Linked DNA regions of Homo sapiens: all the other regions are linked to region 3. A link is an interaction called in ENCODE POLR2A ChIA-PET data of the cell type or tissue named here. Cell type or tissue: CD4-positive, alpha-beta T cell. All regions are shown on one strand.

What was found. ChIA-PET counts read pairs that join two places held together with the same protein. Peaks named below come from ENCODE experiments on the same cell type or tissue, not always from the same donor. Only the 100,000 strongest peaks of a DNase experiment are listed, where the experiment ranks them.
Region 1: POLR2A ChIA-PET joins it to region 3 with 17 read pairs; 23 of 35 experiments call an interaction of 5 or more read pairs at or near these places.
Region 2: POLR2A ChIA-PET joins it to region 3 with 10 read pairs; 6 of 35 experiments call an interaction of 5 or more read pairs at or near these places.
Region 4: POLR2A ChIA-PET joins it to region 3 with 12 read pairs; 4 of 35 experiments call an interaction of 5 or more read pairs at or near these places.
Region 5: POLR2A ChIA-PET joins it to region 3 with 30 read pairs; 23 of 35 experiments call an interaction of 5 or more read pairs at or near these places.

Annotation. Positions count from the first base shown.
Region 1 is chr10:32,435,247-32,439,246 of GRCh38, forward strand. LOC101929431 (a long non-coding RNA gene) reads right to left here. Exons shown (of 3, transcript NR_120660.1): 3 at 1-842. Among named protein-coding and RNA genes, the nearest start is that of CCDC7, 8.9 kb to the right of the region's middle. In CD4-positive, alpha-beta T cell, no CTCF peak of the experiment used is centred here; no DNase peak of the experiment used is centred here.
Region 2 is chr10:32,978,842-32,982,841 of GRCh38, forward strand. ITGB1-DT (ITGB1 divergent transcript) reads left to right here and starts at 3,710. Exons shown (of 3, transcript NR_184020.1): 1 at 3,710-3,844. RefSeq lists enhancers at 1,411-1,973, 1,732-1,781, 1,832-1,921, 1,974-2,536. In CD4-positive, alpha-beta T cell, no CTCF peak of the experiment used is centred here; DNase peaks (open chromatin) are centred at 1,810, 2,350 and 3,110; H3K4me3 peaks cover 1,252 bases; H3K27ac peaks cover 2,592 bases.
Region 3 is chr10:32,377,173-32,381,172 of GRCh38, forward strand. It overlaps a transcript of EPC1 not described here. Among named protein-coding and RNA genes, the nearest start is that of EPC1-AS1, 32 kb to the left of the region's middle. RefSeq lists enhancers at 1,192-1,692, 1,693-2,193 and a silencer at 2,568-2,669. In CD4-positive, alpha-beta T cell, a CTCF peak has its summit at 604; DNase peaks (open chromatin) are centred at 579, 1,699, 2,319 and 2,599; H3K4me3 peaks cover 2,759 bases; H3K27ac peaks cover 2,438 bases.
Region 4 is chr10:33,137,195-33,141,194 of GRCh38, forward strand. No RefSeq gene overlaps it. Among named protein-coding and RNA genes, the nearest start is that of IATPR, 22 kb to the left of the region's middle. In CD4-positive, alpha-beta T cell, no CTCF peak of the experiment used is centred here; DNase peaks (open chromatin) are centred at 1,074 and 2,077; H3K4me3 peaks cover 555 bases; H3K27ac peaks cover 2,786 bases.
Region 5 is chr10:32,457,798-32,461,797 of GRCh38, forward strand. The region is part of intron 4 of CCDC7 (coiled-coil domain containing 7); the gene reads left to right. Among named protein-coding and RNA genes, the nearest start is that of CCDC7, 14 kb to the left of the region's middle. In CD4-positive, alpha-beta T cell, no CTCF peak of the experiment used is centred here; a DNase peak (open chromatin) is centred at 1,724; H3K4me3 peaks cover 602 bases; H3K27ac peaks cover 895 bases.

The sequences.
Region 1 (4,000 bases), 58 kb after region 3:
GAGTTTGAGACCAGCCTGGGCAACATAGTGAGATCTTGTCTCTATTAAAAATAAAAAAAAGAAAAATTCACCAGTCATGGTGGCATGTACCTGTAGTCCCACCTACTTGTGAGGATGAGGCAGTGGGGTCACTTGAGTCTGGGAGTTCAAGGCTGCAATTGTACTATAATCACACCACTGTACTCCAACCTGGGTGACAGAGCAAGACCCTGTCTCAAAAGAAAAAAAGAAAGTAAAAAAGAAAAAGAAAAGAAAAGCCTCTGTTTTATGTAATTGCCTTCATCAGTTCTTACCTAGATCTTTCAGATAACTTGCTGTAGCTTCTACATCAACACTTCCTTCTTGACCTGTTACGTTATAGCGATGGCTTTTTTCCTTAAACCTCATGAACCAAACTCTACTAGCTTCCAACTTTTCTTCTGCAGCTTTCTCACCTCTCTTAGTCTTCATAGAATTGAAGAGAGTTAGGGCCCTCTGGATTAGGCTTTTGCTTAAGGGAATGTTGTGGCTGGTTTGATCTTCTACCCAAACGACTCAAACTTTCTCTGTACCAGCAATAAGGCTGTTTTGCTTTCTTATCAATTGTGTTTACTAGAGTAGCACTTAATTTACTTCAATAATTTTTCCTTTGCTTTAACAACTTGGCCTTTTGGTGCAAGAGGACTTGCTTTCAGTCTGTTTCAGCTTCAAACATGCCTTCCTCAGTCAGCTTAATCATTTCTAGCTTTTGATTTAAAGCGAGAGGCACACGATTCTTTCTTCCACTTGCACAATTACAGACCATTGTAGGGTTATTAATTGGCCCTATTTCAATATTGTTGTGTCTCAGGGAATAGGAAGACCTGAAGGATAGAAGAGAAATGGAGTAATGGCCAGTTAGTGAAGCAGTCAGAACACAGAACATCGATCAATTAACTTCACTGTCTTACATGGGTGTGGTTTGCAGTGCCCCAAAACAATTACAATAGTAACATCAAAGACCAATGATCACAGGTCACCATAACAGATATAATAATAATGAACAAGACTGAAATATTGTAAGAGTTGCCAAAATGTGACACAGAGACATGAAGTGTGCACATGCTGTTGGGAAAATGGTGCTGATTAACTTGCTTGATGCAAGCTTGCCACAAACCCTCCACTTGTAAAAAAGTGCAGTATCTTCAAAGTGCAATAAAGCAAGTGCAATAAATGAGCTATGCCTGTATAAAACAAACACCCTAGAAAATGGCCTGGCAGCTTTTTACAAAAAGTCAAATATATACCTACTATACACCTGAGCAAATGAGTCCCAAGCATTCACCCACTGAATAATTTTAAGCAGAGTATGATCATGTGGAGATTTTTTGTATTTTTAATTAAAAAATTAACGTGCAGTAAAATGGACTTTTTGCTGTACAGTTATATGAATTTTAACACATGCATGAAATATAACCAACATGAATCTGGATACAGAACAGTGCCATAACCCCCCCAAACTTCCTCGTTCTATCCTTTTATAGTCACACTCTCTCCCACCTCCAATCCCTGGAAGATACTGATTAGTTCTTCATTACCACAGTTTTGTATTTTTGAGAACGTCATGTCAATGCAATCATATAGTATGTAACCTTTTGAGACTGGGTCCTTTCACTCAGTGTAATGCCTTTGAGTTTCATCCAAATTGTTCTGCATATCAAAAATTCATTCCTTTTTTTATTGCACAGTATTCCATTGTAATAATATACCATAGTTTACTTATTCATCTGTTGATGCACATTTTTAAAAATTTGAAAGCTGTCCAGTTTATCAATTTTCAGATGGTTAGTAATTTTTGTCTTGTCAAAAAAAAGTTGCCTATGCCGAGGTCATTAATATATTCACCTATGTTTTCTTTACACTTTTTGCTTTCATAGCTTTATGTTTTTTTGTTTTTATGGCTAGGTCTGTGTTGATTTGGGTCCTCCAGGATGCATATGCCAAATGGAGTTATAAGTGAAGGAGATTTATAATTGTGAAAGTTAAAGGAAAGAGAGTAGGAGTGGCAGAGAAAGCTTTCAGGCTGTGATACCAGTCTGATACCTGTGAAAAGAGTGGGGAAAAGAAAGAGGACTATATAAAAGAGCATCAAACTGTGGGGGTAGCTCTGGGAATGTATTAGAAAGCCCAGTGATCTCAAAAACAAATATTGTTCACAGAGGAGTCTCACACTGGCCAGAAACAGCAAATCTTTACATCATTGCATGCTCAGTCATCAGCTGGAGGATGCCCAGGAGGCAAGTGGCCTCAGCTCAAAAGTTATTAATAAGACAAATCCTGAAGACATCCATAGCTGGTTTTCACTAGTCTACATTCTTTGCTGCAGGTTCCTTCTTGAAGAGAGTTGTAAGTGGCATGTTTTCGTGTCTGCTACAGTCCCCTCTTTGCTTTACATGTATTTGTCCTTACACATTTGGAGTGCAGCTCCTCTATAGCTTTTGTCGACTTCAGGCCAGGTTTGCTGTACTTGCTTATTCACAGTCACATTGGGCAAGGAAGTACCAAGAGGCACTCAAGTGGATCACCTGAATTTCACACATATTCCTCTCCACCACCATTGTCTAACATTATCTCTACCTCATCCTGCTCGTCAGTGTCATCTAGACTACCAAGACTGTGACTCCTTCTCACAGCCTTGTGGTTCCTGGAAACGAAAAGTTCAGAGTGCCCATGTGGCAGCTGTAGCTTGTAGTTCAGTAGGAGGCTTGTTATGCCTCTTTTGGGAACCAAAATGTCTAAGTTTTTGAGGTCCAGGATTGCAGGAAGAGATGTACAAATCTCCTTAGTGGTTATTGGGAGTGATGCTAGCTAAATATTTCCTGCTTTCATCCTTTGGTTTCCAGATCCGTGTATTTCACTGGCTCTTCCAGGATGGAAGGGACTCAACATAATCAACCTGCCATCAAATGGACAAGTGGTCTCTTGAAGGAATAGTGTCATACAAGAATACTGGTTTCTGCTGCTGCCATGGAGGACATTCAGAGGCAACAGTAGCTAGACTGACCTTGGTGAGAGGGAGTCCATGCTTTTGGTCTCAGGTGTAGCCTCTATCTCTGTTACTATGACCACTTCTTTCATGTGGCTATGTGGTCTGGGGTGGCTGAAGACAAAGGTTGGCTAACATTAGCAGGCTGAATTATTTTGTCCATAAAGTTGTTCTGTGCTTCTTCTGTGGTGGATGCCATCTGATAGGAAATTACATATGATATGAAAAATTTCATATGTTTAGCCATAGGCACCACATGCCTCTACCTAAGATCTCCTTGTCTCTGACCTTTCAGTCCATTTCCTTCTAAGCCCTTGATTAGCAGGACAAGCCACTTGCCACCACCCATGAGTCCATATATAGTCCATATATGTCTCACCTTGAGCCACTTCTTTCACACAAAGTGAGTGAGCAGAGACATTGCTCACAGCTTCTCAGGAACAATTTCCCTCAACACTTGTTCAAGACTGTCCCCCATTGTGTCTATAATGCAGCCACCATCTATTTTTGCCTTGCGCTGTTATACCTAGACAGCCTATCTGGAAACTAACCTCTTAATTTTCCCCTTTCTTCAACTAGTAGTACAGGACTCCCATAAAGCCATAGATGTGAGCTGAGGGGAGGGGCCCTGGCGCAACTGTGGTGGGTGACATGGAGGTACAGGCTACCTCCTCATGTAGATTATGCCTACCTTCTACTCCTGTTCAGGTTTAATCCCAGATGCACTTTTTACATCTTATGATGAACTGATGCTTCGTTCACTCATCTTTATAACTTGATAGATCTGACAGAACCAAGTTCATAATGGGCACTTTTTTTTTTTTTTTGAGACAGAGTCTTGCTCTGTTGCCCAGGCTGGAGTGCAGTGGTGCTGTCTTGGCTCACTGCAAGCTCCGCCTCCCAGGTTCACGCCATTCTCCTGCATCAGCCTCCCAAGTAGCTGGGACTAAAGGCGTGTGCCACCACGCCTGGCTAATTTTTTCGTATTTTTAGTAG
Region 2 (4,000 bases), 600 kb after region 3:
GTTCTAGATCCTTGAGGAATCACCACACTGTCTTCCACAATGGTTGAACTAGTTTACACTCCCACCAACAATATAAAAGCGTTCCTATTTCTCCACATCCTCTCCAGCATCTGTTGTTTCCTGACTTTTTAATGATCACCATTCTAACTGGTGTGAGATGATATCTCATTGTGGTTTTGAGTTTCAACATCTTTTTGACTGTCATTATCATGGTTAACATTAATTGGGAGCTAAGACCCAAAAATTGTCCATGTGCTTCAAATGAATTATCCTATAATCCCCAGGATAACCGAGTGAGGCAGTGATGATTTGGCTTTGTAGCATCGGAGCCAGGATGCAAATCGAGTGTGCTGGACACCAAGCCCTTAACCACTAGGTTATAATTTTCCCATCTGTAATCCATGATAGAGTCACAAGAAGGTTTGGCAAGGCACTAGAATTTATTCATTAATACCAGATGCTGGGTTTGAATTTCATTCTAGAGCTGTGTGATCTTGGACCTGTTACTTAACCTCTCTGTGTTTCAGTTATCACTGTAAAATGGGCAGAACAAGACCAGCCTCAAAGGTTTATGGCAAGAATTTAATTTTTAAAAATGCATATTTGCACAGTGCTTGGCACATAGATAGTACTCCATAAATGGTAGCTACTGGTAATATTAAAATAATAAATCAGTAGTTTTTAGATTAACTCCAGAGTAAAAAAAAAGTGGCATTTGATAGTTTGTGGATTTTGATCCTCAATCATAGATTTTACTAAACTTTGCTTTTCACATTAATGTGTGGCTTTAAGGGGTTCTTTTATATTATGGAAGAGTGAAATTAACTTAATTCTTCCTATTTGCTATGATGCCACACTATTTCAAATATTCCCACTTAATTAAATTGCTGCTCCTTTAAATATTAAAATATGAAGACTTCAATAAACATTTGGAAGGTCTTAATTCGGGGAAAGGAAACCATCATTTATGTGCGTTTCATTAATTATCAAGATTACCAAGATTTATGATTTGCATTTTAAGAATGTAAGTTCCAGGCCAGGCGCGGTGGCTCACGCCTATAATCTCAGCACTTTGGGAGGCAGAGGTGGGCGGATCACTTGGGGCCAGGAGTTCGAGACCAGCTTGGCCAATATGCTGAAACCCCATTTCTACTAAAAATACAAAAATTACCCGGTCGTGGTAGCACACGCCTGTAATCGCAGCTACTAGGGAGGCTGAGGTAGGAGAATTGCTTGAACCCGGGAGGTGGAGGTTGCAGTGAGCCGAGATCGTGCCAGTGCACTCCAGCCTGGGTGACACAGCAAGACTCCGTCTCAAAAAAAAAAAAAATTAAAAAAGAATATAAGTTTCAGAAAGCAAGAATATTTGCTTGTTTTGTTCCACAATGCCTAAAACGGTGTCTAGTGCTTAGTAGGTAGTCAATGTATCTGTTGAATAAATGCATCTTATTGGATAACTCAGTCAGAGCAATGCATTCTTCTTTGAATTGGATTTAAGTTTGCCTTTTTAAAAATGTATCTTTTTTAGAAAATTAACGTTTGCTCTTTCTCTGCTAAGAAAAATCAGCTTTACTACACTGGAGGTGGGACCGAGGGAAGGAAACAAAGGCATTCTGTATTCACCTGCATGAAGCAGAAAAGCCAGCCCGAAGCTACTGGCTGAGCTTCTGCCCTAGGTGCGTCTCCTGCGTGCAGCGTTGCTGCAAGGCCTGGCAGCTTCTAGGAGCCTACACCTCTGTCATCGCCTTCGGGGAGGGATAGGGCTAGGAGCTCTGTGCGGAACCGCGTCCAGCCGCCGACTCACTGACACATCACAATGAGTCACGTGCTCTGTGCACCGGGCGGATTTGTCAGATCCGCTGCTGCATCACGGCTCGGCAGGGCTCTCTGGGTTCTCAGTGCCCTCCTAGGTCTGCAATGCAGTGCGGGAGAGGAGGAATATGGGCTTGTGGGGGCAGGGGCAGCGCCCGGACTCCTCCCGGGGCAGGACTCCCAGAAACGCAGGAAGCGATGACGCTGCTCAGATAAACCCTGGCGCTCTGCGCTGGCGTCCTGGTCAGGAGCTCCTCTGCCACGGACGCGCCTGCCGTTTCTGCCTTCGTTATCTATTTACTGACCTCTCATCTCCCCAGAAGATGTTCTCAGTTCTCAGCAGTCAGTGCTTCTCCTCCAGCTTCACTGACCTTTCTATGGGGGTAATAAACTAAAGAAAGAAGTCGATGTTTGAGTAGATAAAATGTGTTATGCCAGTGCCCTGGGAATCCGATACAGCTGGCCCAGGAGGGGCCTGGGGTTCTGCTTTGTTTTGTCTTCAGATAGTGTCTAGCTCTCTTGTCAGGCTGGAGTGCAGTGGCGAGCCTAGCTCACTGCAGCCTCTACCTCCCCGGCTCTAGTGATCTTCCTGCCTCAGCCTCCCGATTAGCTGCAACTACAGGTGCCTGCCACTGCGCCCGGAAATATTTCTTACAGGGGTCTTGCTGTGTTGCCCAGGCTGGTCTCAAACTCTTGGACTCCGGGGATCCTCCCACATCGGCCTACAGAGTAGCTGGGATTACAGATGTGCCACCGTGCCCAGCTATGTCTATTCTTGAAGGCTGTCCATGTCATTTCCATGGGCAGCCAGGTTTCCCTGTCACCAGACTAGATGATTTCCAAGAGCCCTTCCCACTCTAAAATTCTATGAACAATGATATTTTTTTCCCAACCTAGTCCCTTTGAGCCAAGAAAGGAACTCATTTATTGTATTAATTTAGACAAACCTACAAAGGTAGAAAGATTCTTATAATTTTATTTCCTTAAAAATGAAATGTTTATATGCTTGTTTTTAAAGCAGGGTCACCTGGGAAAGTACAGAGCTGTTTACACTTAAATTCCCATTTGTAAGGGGGATATTCTATCCCTCAACTTCCAAAGTGAACAAAGTCCTAATTCGGAGCCCATTGCTCTGCGGCCTCTCATGCCCTGGTAGGGCCAGGACCCCAGGGAATAGGATCTGGCCGCTGGGTCAGCAATGTTTGAAGGCTCCCATTTTATTTGCAGCCACAGCCAGCCAAGTTCACTGTGAGCAGCACTTCCTGCCTTGTTTGTGAGCTGCAGGCTGCATCAGGAAATAAAGTTTGTAAAATTACATTCTCTGGCTAAGCCTAGCCCTTTGTTGAAATAGCCACATTATCTATGACGACAGTGACAAGGCCAAAGGTGAGAAAATCTACATGAATTATTCTCTCAAAAGGATTCAGATAAGGGCAGAAAAGACCAGATGTTTCCTTTCTAAGTGACAAAGGGCTTGAGAATAAAAGGTAGGAAGAACAACTTGAAAGATTCACTTGGGCTTCTTTCTCACTACCTAAGAATATTACTAAGTTCCCTAAAAGCATTGCACCCCTGGATTCTAGTCTGTTTTATTTTTTTGAGATAGGGTCTTGCTCTGTCTCCTAGGCTGGAGTGCAGTGGCATGATCACAGCACACTGCTGCCTCGAACTCCTAGGTTCAAGTGATCCTCTCACCTTGGCCTCCCAAAATTCTGGGGGTACAAGCATGAGTCACCGTGCCTGGCCATCCCTGGATTCTAGATCTGGGCCTGGCACATAATAGATATTCAGTAAATATTAAACAGATGTATGAATCAGACAGTCCTGGTCGTCTACGTATCTTTATCTACTGAGAGTTTTGTGGGTTTTTTTGTTTATTTTTTTGAGACAGAATCTCACTCTGTAGTCACCCAGGCTGGAATGCAGTGGTGCGATCTTGGCTCACTGCAACCTCCACCTCCCAGATGCAAGCGATTCTTGTGCCTCAGCCTCCCGAGTAGCTGGGATTAAAGGCATGCGCCACCACGCCCAGGTAATTTTTGTATTTTTATTACAGACAGGGTTTTGCCATGTTGGTCAGACTGGTCTCGAACTCCTGGCCTTAAGTGATCTGCCTACTGAGAGCTAATTCAAGAAAAACTACTAAATTATAAGCTCCTGAAGGCAGAGATTGGGTCCTTATAGGACC
Region 3 (4,000 bases):
TTTGTTATTTTTAAAACAAGACTATCTGTAATTCAGTTGAAGTATCATTTCAAAATGAAACAAACAATAATGTGGGAATTATTATATGACTACTTATTAGAAAAACCTCAGGAGAAACTTAGAATAGTTATTTAAGAAATCCCTAGGTTCAAAATGAAATTCAACTTTTACAATGTTGAAGGAACTAAAACTCAGACATTTGGTTAAATTGAAAATACACTAACACATATAATTTTGTAATATAAGGAAAATGCAAAATGTTACTAAAAGGATAAATCGACAGCTTATTACTGAATAATTCTGATATAGAGATGATAAATCAGATCAGATAAAACAACTGCAAACTGCATGCCTGTCCCTGATGTTCCCTCGGCTGGTTGTGACGACATGTCTGCTCTCACCATAGTTCACAGTTCACAGAAAACATTTAAATAACACAACTGAATACTTCCACTGACTAAAATGAACTTTCTTTAAGAAAATAAAGGGAGAAGAGAATAGATCAAATCTTGCCCCACCTCTTTTTTTTTCTTCCTTTTTTCTTTTAGTGAAACTGACATAAATTGTTGAGGAGCACTACAGCGCCACCAACACAGATCAATGCAAAACAAAAAAGATCTCCCACCGTGTGCAAAAAGAAAAAAAATTAGAAAAATGCCAAAAATTACAAAATGTCTCCCAAATGTACCGTATAGGAGAAAAACAAGATAGACCTGCAAAGATTATCTAATGAAGAGCTTCAAAGAAATAATATCATAGACTACAAGTTGAGATCTGATCAGCAAATAAAAGATCCACTATTTAGTAACAGCCATAACTTAATATAAACCCGGTTATGTCAACCTCCACCTTCATTATACCAAGGGCAGCTTTTCTGTAGTTTGTATCCAAGTAATCTATCAAGAGAACCACAATAGGTCCATTTAAAAAAAAACTATATCCATAGTTTGCCTGCTGATAATTGAGTCCTGGACAAATTAGGTAAGACATAATTTTTATAAAGAGGATATGCACATATTTGGCATTGCCAACATTACTGGCACAAAACAAGTCCATCTTGAAATATCTGAGTTCCTCTGTAGTTCACAGTAATTAAAGTATAATTTATATTATAAACATTTAGCTTTAACAATGAAAAAAAAAACTATTTTTTTTTCTTTTGGTAAAAATTAACCAGGCAAGATTAGGTAGAACGTGCAGAGATCAAAGCTAAAGAAAAATACAAAGATTGGTTTTGTTAGAAGAAACACAATGAAAATCCTTTTTAGCCGGTGGCTCTTTCAAAGACTGACATAAATGGTGAAAATTACAAACTTACCATTAGTGCAGGCAAAGAAGACGGCAGTTCTTGAAAAAAAATTGTAACAATATAGGCTGGATACTTGTGTCCCTAGAAACAACAGCCTCCAGGCAGCATATGGATCTTCCAACATCTTTAAAATGTTTGGTAAATAAAAAGTAATACTTTCTTCCATGATCGGTGGCCGAATGGGGTGGCTTCCCCCAGGATCTGTGGGCTTTTGGGGGAAATCGGAGAAATATCCACAGAAGATTAAAAGCAGAGGAGGCAGCACAGCCAGAAGACTCTGGGGTTAACAACTTTGCGATGGCAAGCAGGCGAGCGCTGATTGGCTGGGAGGGCAGTGTCCCTACAGTCTGCACTATCCCCCGCTGCCCCCGCCTCCTGCAGCTCGGAAAAAAATGCAGTGTGTGTGCCATTTTACACTGGGCTTTTAAAAGCACAGCCACCAAAATGACAAAAGTCTAAGCTCGCTATGAAGTGACACTGCAAGACAATAGCACCCACGGCTGCCTGTGAGCTCGGGGGAATGCCCCTTTTAACATCTGAAGGAACACTCTGGCTTCTTGGATGTGGGGTTTTTTTGTTTGTTTTTTGTTTTTGTTTTTTTTTTTTTAAAACAGCATTATCATGTTTTTCTTGAGCAGATTGTTGATCCTTTTCAACCACTCGATAGATCCTCTGCATGCAAACCTGGCCATGTAAAAACGATGTCCATCAAAATATTTTTTCGATTTGATCTCATGAAGGTACCTAGAGAAGCCAGTCATCCTGGAACAAAATTCATGACTCCTTTAGCTCCGAGATCTTTAATTCCTTGGGAAAAAAAATATAATTTCTTACTCACAGTAACTACGATGTGTGCAAAAAGTAAAATAAAATAATGAATTTAGCGGTTAAATGAAAACAATAGGCATATTCCCTCCCCCTCCCCCGCCCCCCTTAAAAACTGTTTCAAAAACCTTTACTGGCTGACAGAATTCTACCACTCTGCCTTACAAACAAAATGGCTGTGGTACTGAGTTTTTTAGGATCCTCCCACTGTGCCTCCTCCTGGCCTCCAGGAAGTGATAAAAATCCAAAATAAATACAGTACTGAAAGTACACCATTGAGTCTGAATTCGGGGGAAACCTTTGGTAAGAGGGTCTTAGAAATGTGCTGGTCATTATTAGTTTTTTAAAATTGTTTTGAAAAGAACATCAATCACTAGAGATTTACTTGACTGTAATTCGAACTTCCTGCTTTACATATTTATAAGGTCTTTCACCTATCTTGGCAGGCTTTCAAATTAAGTGGGCTGGGAAATTTGATGCTCGGTCTCTAGTTGTGAGCTGAGTCAGGTATTTGGTGGTTGCAACTGGGCTTTTAAATAAAGACAAAATCTAAGACTTTAAAAAAATGAACGTTAAACAGACGCAAGACTATGTTTGCTAATGTAAAGTCAGAAAAGTCGACAAAGATCGTAATGTGTCAAATACTGCATACATGTGTCAACATATTCAGTAAAAATTCTTTGCCCACTAAATTTTCTAACAAGCCAAGAAGAGAACAGGGTTTAAAGGAACTGGATTAAGAAAGGGGTGGGGAATTATCTACATTCTTCACAACCTCTTCCCCTCCCCACACACACCACACACATACACACACATGCACATATACACACACATACACATACATATACACACACACACGCACACACGCACACACACACACACACGTTGGTCTGGTATCCCTGCCTGGCACTTAATAGGTAACATTCTTAGAAAGATATAGCTAGGGTGACTATGAATTTATCATCTAACACAGGATACTTTGAGAGTGAAAAGGGCTAATTATAGGACAGCTGGAATAAACAGAGCCTGTCCATGATAAGCCAGGAGGTAGAACTCACTGTGTTTTTAGTGAGACCTCCTTGAACTTTCACTAGACAGGTTGCCTACCGCCATGGGGCCTGGGCCAATTTAGATAGCATTTGAGCTAGACCCCTCTCTGGGCCGCGTCTCCTGCGTTTGTTCTACTGCCAAGTGAAGTAGACAATCTGAGTGGACTTGGGGTCAGATATATTTAATGAACAGCCATGGTAAAGAAAATACCTAGATATGCACATCCATATGTGTATATACCTTCATATACTTTATTATCTGTAGATTAGGATGTTCTGTGCACTTCGTAAGATACACATACTTCTGATTACATGCTTTCCTATGGGATAATTTTCTTTGGAGTTTTTGAGACCATATTCATGATATACACAATTTGAGGGATTTTTGGTTTTTGTTTTGGGAAAGATAATATGTAGAATGAAATGTTTTGGTGGAGATTATCACAGAAATACATAAGATAAATAATTCTTTTGCTGTTTATTCAAACAGTTCTTAAGAACTTAGAATGTGCCAGGTATGATGCTTGGTGCTATATATATATTAGTGAACAAGTAGATAGTTTATTTCCTCCTTCATGGAGTTCATAATCTAGTGGAGAGACAGATAAATAGCAGGTGAACAAATACAGTTGATCCTTGAAGTATGTGGGGGTTAGGGGTGCCAATCCCCCATGCTGTCAAATATTCTGTGTAACTTTTAACTCTCCCAAAACTGAACTACTAATAACCTACTATTGACCTTACCAATAACATAAACAGTCAATTAACACACATTTTGTGTGTTGTATGTATTCTATATTGAATTTGTACAATAAAG
Region 4 (4,000 bases), 760 kb after region 3:
TTTGTTTCCCAGGATTAGTTGGGCTCACGTACATGCTACCATATTGACTCGGGTTCTCTAGGGTACTGGACCAGAATGTTTGTTCCCTCAAAACTTGAGGTCCTAGGGCCATCTAGGAGGAGCGGTGCAAGAGGCTTTGGGATCGATTGCCAGGCTGTGGGCCCCTGGGGGTGAGGGGCCTGAACAAAACGTGAAATACGGCTCCACTTTCTGCATCAGCAGAGGGGAGGCTGGGCGTGCCTGTGCCCCCAGAAGTGAACCCTTATGTCCAGAGCAGTGAGGAATGTTGAAGTCAGGAATTCCCCCTTCCTTCCCTCAAGCCAGGTCCTCAGAAGCCCGGATGAAACTCCTTGATAGGAGATGTTTTGAAGGAACCTGGGTAAAGTGCTTCTGTGGACTGCAAGATCTAACAAGTCTCAGAGTCAGACAGTCTGAGGAGTAGACCCATAGATGCCGAGTGCATACTTTCTCTGGGCGACACTTTGCATTTACGGAACAGGTGCTGGGAGCCAGGAGGTGAGAACTCCCAGAGACTCAGTCCCTGCCCTCAAGGAATTCCCAGTCTAATCAGGGACATGAGCTTGTAAACCTGGCTCCTCCCCGACCCGGCCCTCAGCCCAACCCTGAGTCATCCTGATGCTCACTCAGGATTGGAGGTCCTGGAAGTCCACAGTATGGGTGGGAGAAGAGGAGGAGCCGCTCACTCATGCAGAGGGAAGGAGAGAAGAGTGAAGTAATGAATGCATGCATTCATTCAGCAGCTGTTTAGGAGAGCCTTTCCCGTGTCCATCACTCTCCTGGGTGCTGCGACTATGGTAGAGAACAACACAAATTTAAATAAAAAGTCCCTGTTATGATGGAGGTGATGGGACTTGATCTCTTTGCATAGCATCCAGATTATTGGAGAAGTGAGGGAGGAAAAGGATATTCTAATCTCATTGTGAAATTGAGGAAACCAAAGCCTTTCTACTTACAAAGTGGCAGCCCCAAGATGCAAACACAAGTCTCTCAATTCCGCTATGTGCTGGTGCCCACACACATAGGGACCCTCCCCTTAGCTAGGTTGCTATGAGAGAGGCCACAGAGCCCTAGCAAGGAAATTGCACAAAGGCCAGCACCAAAGGTTGTTGTGATCATAAATTTGGTCCTTCCAGTAGTTTCTGGGGAGACAAGGGTCACAAATGCATCTATCTTTTGGTCAGCCGTTTTAGTATCAGCTTCCAGGTCTATTGGATAGAGATATTCATCTACACGAATAAATAACTCCTTGAAATAATTCAAGGCTTTTCAGAAACCACAATCAAATTTGTAAAATAAGGCAAAGCAAAGCAAAACACAACAAAACACTTACGTAACCATTGTTTGTGATGCAAAGCTGTAATTAAGAACCAGAATTTAACAAATATACATGAAAAAAAGCATAGAGTTGATCAGCATATTATTTTCAGGGCAAATCATAATAGTAAACTTGCATATTTCAGGGAATTTTTGTTTATACATTTTCCCCAGACCAAGCCTGAAATTCCTGTATTAAAAAAAATCACCGCCAGGCGTGGTGGCTCACACCTGTAATCCCGGCACTTTGGGAGGCCGAGATGGGCAAATCATCTGAGGTTGGGAGTTCGAGACCAGCCTGACCAACCTGGAGAAACCCAGTCTCTAGTAAAAATACAAAATTAGCTGGGCATGGTGGCGCATGCCTGTAATCCCAGCTATTCAGGACACTGAGTCAGGAGAATTGCTTGAACCCGTGAGGCAGAGGTTGCGATGAGCTGAGATGGCGCCATTGTACTCCAGCCTGGGCAACAAGAGCGAAACTCTGTTTCAAAAAAAAAAAATCACCCTATCAGTTAACTAGAGGAATAAAGCATAACATAAATGGGTACTTTTCCAGCAATTTCATTTTTTTTTAGATTTAATATTAGTTACAGGAAAGAATACACTGTCAAGGAAATCCATCAACAGCTTGGTTTTCAGAGGGAAACTCAGATACACACTTATCTATCCAAGGTTACCAGGTACCCATGGTTACTTCAGTTCAAAAAGAAACAAAACAAACCCCAAGTGCTTGAAGTGGTAACAACGGTTAGTTTTATTTCACAGCTGGTAACGTAGGTAGAAGGCACAAAAACAAGGCTGTGCAGGGGGCGGTTACTTCCTTTTCAGTGGATGGGCAAGTCATGGACTTTCGCAGTCTGAAAGCTGCTGCCGCCCCCCCCAGAGCTTGACCTCCACTCCAACGCAGCATCCCAGGGTCACAACCTGGAACTTGTCATCATCTACACCGTGTTTTGGAGCCCACATCTTAAACTCCCTGTCCCTTCAGCTCTTCCTCCTCTTCTTGGCAATATTCTCTCCAGCACCTTCAGCACAAGCCCCCGTCTCCAGCTTCGTCATGCCCCCCTCATGCATCATCTCCCCTCCATCCGTGCTCGGTGAAGCCGTTCTCCATCCACCTCTTCTGCCTCTCTCATTTTACTCCACTGCTGTTCCTTGCCTTTAGTTACCCTTTCCTGTCTTAGTCCATTTTCTGTTGCTTGTAACAGAATACCTGAAACTGGGTAATATGTAAAGAAAGGAAAAGTATTTTTTACACTTAGGGAGTCTGAGAAGTCCAAGATTGATGGGTCATAGCTGGTGGGGACTGAGGTGGCACAGGGTGTCACATGGTGAGAGTCTGAGTGTCCTGACTCAGGTCTCTTTTCCTTTTTTTTTGTTTTTTTAGATGGAGTCTCGCTCTATCGCCAGGCTGGAGTGCAGTGGTGCAATCTCGGCTCACTGCAACCTCCGCCTCCTGGGTTCAAGAGATTCCCCTGCCTCAGCCTCCCAAGTAGCTGGGACTATAGGCGCCCGCCACCATGCCTGGCTAATTTTTTTTTCCATTTTAGTAGAGAAGGGGTTTCACCATGTTGGCCAGGAAGATCTCGATCTCCTGACCTCATGATCTGCCCACCTCAGCCTCCCAAAGTGCTGGGATTACAGGTGTGAGCCACTGCCCCCGGCCTTTTCCTCTTCTTGTAAAGCCAGCAGCTCCATTCCAATGATAATTTACTAATCTGTCAACCTATTAATCCATGAATGGATTAATCCACTGATGAGGGCAGAGTCCTCATGACCCAGTTACCTCTTAAAGGCCCCTCCTCTCAACTCTGCCACATTGGGGATCAAATTTCAACATGGGGTTCAGACAGGACAGACATTCGAATCATAGCACTTCTCTTCCTTTACTTCTCCACCAATCGTGAAGATATACGGAGAGATCAAGACCCATCATCTCCACAGGAATGGGGATTTTAAAATCTGTTTTGCTCACTGCCATAGTCCCAGCACCCAGGAGGCATTCCAGGCTCTCAATAAGCATCTGTGGGAACGGTGGCTCACGCTTGTAATCCCAGCACTTTGGGAGACTGAGGTGGGTGGATCACCTGTGGTTGGGTGTTTGAGACCAGCCTGGCCAATATGGTGAAACCTCGTCTCTACTAAAAATACAAAAATTAGCCAGGTGTGGTGGTGCGTGCCTATAATCCCAGCTATTTGGGAGGCTAAGGCAGGAGAATCCCTTGAACCAGGGAGGCGGAGATTGCAGTGAGCCGAGATTGCACCACTGCACTCTAGCCTGGCCTGGACTCTGTCTCAAACAAAACAAAACAAAAGTGTGGAATGAAGGCATACATTCATTACTTCCCTCCCTGGGTTCTCGCCACTCTTCTCTTCTTCCCTCTGTACGGTGAGCTGCTTCTTCTGGTTCTCTTATCCCATTCTGTGTGTCTACAGGAGTCCCCAGCCTGGAGCCCACATCAGGACCATCTGCAGTGTCTAAATAAGTGTGCCCTGAGGTCCAGCCCCAGAGGTTCTCACTCAGATCTGGGCTGAGGGCCAGGTATAGGAGATGCCAGGTTTACAAGCTCGTGTCCCTGATTGGACTGGGAATTCCTTGAAGACAGGGACTGTGCCTATGGGAGGTCTCACCTCCTGGCTCTCAGCACCTATTCCAGAAATG
Region 5 (4,000 bases), 81 kb after region 3:
TTTTCATATACTTTTTAGCCATTTGTGTATCTTTCTTTTGAGAAATATTCAAGCCATTTACCTATTTTAAAATCAGTTTTTTTTTGCCATTGAGTTGTCTGAGTTCCTTATATATTTTGAATATTAATCACTTGTTAGATGAATTTTTTTTTGCAAATATCTTTTTTCATTCTGAAGATTGTCTTTTCACTCTGTTGGTTGTTTCCTTTGCTGTGCAGAAGCTTTTTAGTTTGATATAATACCACTTGTCTGTTTTTGCTTGTGTTGCCTATGCTTTTGAGGTCCTATGCATAAAATATTTTCTCAGACCAATGTCCTGAAGCATTTCCTCTATGTTTCCTTCCAGTAGTTTCATAGTTTTGGGTTTTACATTAAAGGCTTTAAGCTGTTTTTGAGCTGATTTTTGCATATGGTGAGATTTTGGGGTCTAGTTTCATTCTTCTGCCTATGGATATCCAGTTTTCCCAGCACCATTTATTGAAAAGACTGTCTTTTTCCCAATGTTCTTGGTGCTTTTGTTGAAAATTTGTTGGCTATAAATAAGTGGATTTATTTTTTGGGTTCTCTATTGGGTTCCATTGGTCTGTGTGTCTGTTTTTGTGCCAGTACCATGCTGTTGTGGCTACTATAGCTTTGAAGAGTATGTTGTGTGTGTGTTTGCATGTGTGTGTGTGTGTGTGTGTGCTTTTTTTTTTTTTTTTAAAGAGACAAGGTCTCACTTTGTTGGCCAGGCTGGAGTGCAGTGGCACAATCATAGCTCACTGCAGCCTCGAACTCCTGGGCTTGAGGGATCCTCTTGCCTCAGCTTCCCAAGCTGCTGGGATTACAGGCATGAACCATGATGCCTGGCTAACTTTGTAGTATATTTTGAAGTCAGATAGTGTGTTGCCTCCAGCTTTCTTCTTTTTGCTTAGGATTGCTTTGGCTACTTAGGGTCTTTTGTGGTTCCACATGAATTTTTAGGATTTGTTTTCTATTTCTGTAAAGAATGTCATGGTATTAATAATTAATATTGTTAAAATGACCATACTACTCAAAGCTATCTGCAGATTCAGTGAAATCCCTGTCAAAATGATACTGGGCTTAAGCCCAGTATTAATATTAATTCTTCTAATCCACAAACATAGGATGTCTTTTGTTTTTTTGTGTGTGTCTTCTTTAATTTCTTTCATCAGTATTTTATAATTTTCATTGTAGAGACCTTTCACCTCCTTGGTTAAATTTATTTCTAGGTATCTTATATATTATTTTGTAGCTATTATAAATGGGATTGGTCTCTTGATTTCTTTTTTTCAGCTAGTATATAAACATGCCACTGATTTTTATATGTTGATTTTATATTTTGCAGCTTTACTGAATTTATTCATTAATTCTAAGAAGTTTTTGGGTGGAGTCTTCTATGTATATGATATGTATATAATCATGTTGTCTGCAAACAGGGACACTTTTGAGGCCCTCCACTTAGTTGCTTTTCTTCCCTAGGAGAGTTCTGAGTTAGGTGAAACTAACTCAGTTTAGTGTGAACCTCTAGAGAGCTCAAAAGTGGGAACCTCTAGAGAGCTCAAAAGTGGGAACCTCTAGAGAGCTCAAAACAGTAACACAATTTCTTGGGAATATGTCTGCTATGCTCTCTCCAGAACCACTCAAAATGAGGGTTGCTGTTTTTAAGACTGCTACTGTGCTCAAGGAAGGGGTGGGGCAAGACCGAGTTAAAATACCACACAGTTCTCTTGTGGTGTTCAAGCCACATTTTATTGATGTGGCATTGCTTGGTTGCTTTAAATCTTTAACTGTTTTTCAGAGTTCTAACAAAATTGGAGCATAAGCCTTTGGACTTCCCTGCTGCACATTTTTTTTTTTTTTTTTTTTTTTTTTTGCTGTTAGCACTCTTCAAATACCCTAATAGTTTTTTTCCTTGATACAAATTTACAATTGACTTTGAATTTTATATGTATAGCATTTCAGTAGACCAAGAATAACCAAGTGAGTCCTGAAGAAAATGAACAAGGCCAAAGGACCTACCCTAACAGATATCAAGATTCATTATGCAGCTATATCAATTATGATTATGTGCTTTTGGTGCAAGCCTGGATGAACTGATGAAATTGAACAAAGTCTCAGATATTGACCCTTTTATATATGGAAAATTTTGTTGATGACAGAGCCAGCAGTATAATAAATGGCTTTGGGACAACTGGTTATTTATAAAGGAAAAAACTAATTTGATATATGATCAAATATGATACTGATGATGTAAGTATATGACCTGGAGCAAGAAACAATCACAAAACAAATACAAATCATAAAAGGCAATATTGATAAATTCACCTATATTAAATTTATAAGCTCTGTATATAAATAATTCATAAAGAGAGGGGCAAGAGAAATTTCAAACAGGGGCAAAATTTGGATCATGTATACCTGACGTATATGTGTATTTAATCACATGAAGGATTATCTAGATTATATAGATAATGTCTACTTATCAGTAAGTAAATGATTAAACAAATCATTACAAAATAAAAAGGCATTTCACAGTGGATCAGTTTTTATTTTTCACTCATTTTTATCAACAATGATCTAGATTTAGCAGTATCAGTAATTGATGCTGTGGGTTTCCTCAGTAATTGAGAAAGGCACTGTTCTCGTTAAACTAGGAGTGGTTTAAATTATTGTAGAACTATGGCTACAATGAGTGGTTGAATTGATATACGCTAAAGTTTCCCATCAGGTTCCAGTGCAGGAAGGGAAGTTTTGAGAACCCCGGAATCTTTCTTGACAGTGGAAAGAATTAGTTATTCCTAGGTATAATGTGCTTTAGTGGACATTATTTCTAAACACTTACGTAGCTGAAAATATTTTTCTTCTGACACAGACATTAATTTGCTTTGGTATATTTTCTGAAGGATCTCAGCACTTTTTGCGTAGATTTATGCTTTCTTATTTAGCTTAGTGATTCTCAGACTTTAGCATGCAAAGCAATCACCTGCAGGTCTAGTTACAACACAAATTGTTAGTCCCACTTCTAGAATTTCTGATTTAGTAGGGTAGCGTGGGGCCTGAGAATTTTCAGTACTAATAAGTATGCTTGTAGGTGGTGCTGATGCTGTTGCTGTGGCTCCTTACTTTTTGAACCACAGATCTAGAGTTAGTGTTGCGGAAGATAAATTTAATTTATCTAGTTTAATTTTTGTTCAATCTTATGTTACTCCCTGAATGCACGTAGTAACATTTTACTTTAATAATGTAATTGAAAACTTTTACCCAATTTGATAGGGTGGGGTTTTTGTTTTTGTAGCAAATGTAATCACTTTAACATTAGATATTTAAATGGTAAATACTGATATTTTGAACTGTGTATGGATGCTCCTCAACTTATGAGGGAGTTACATACTGATAAACCCATCATAAGTTGAATTTTTCATATGGTGAAAGTGCATTTAATACACCTGACCTACCAAACATTGTAACTTAGCCTACCCTACCTTAAATGTGCTGAGAACACTGGACATTAGCCTGCAGTTGGGCAAAATCATCTAACACAAAACCTATTTTATAAGGAAGTGTTGAATAGCTCATGAAACTTATTGAATACTGTACTGAAAGTGAAAAACAGAATGGTTGTAGGTGTATGTGGAGTTCAGTTTCTATTGGTTTTTGTATATTTAGTCAGTTTCTCTTGTAATTTCTCAAACAAGTAATTTGCATTTTTCATTAAAAATATTAAGTAGTATTATATTTTATATCTTGATTTTCTAGACCGTTTAGCAGGAACAGAGTTGTATTGAGAAGATAGTGTTGGGAAGGTGATGCTTTTTGTTATTGTACTTGCTGCTGTATGAAAAAAATATAATGCTCCTCTGAAAGGAATTTAAATTTTATTCCTTACATATATGTGTGTGTGTGTGTGTGTATATATATATATATATATATGTATATATATATATATATATACATATATATATATGCACATATGTACATTTTTTTTTTTAAGATGGAG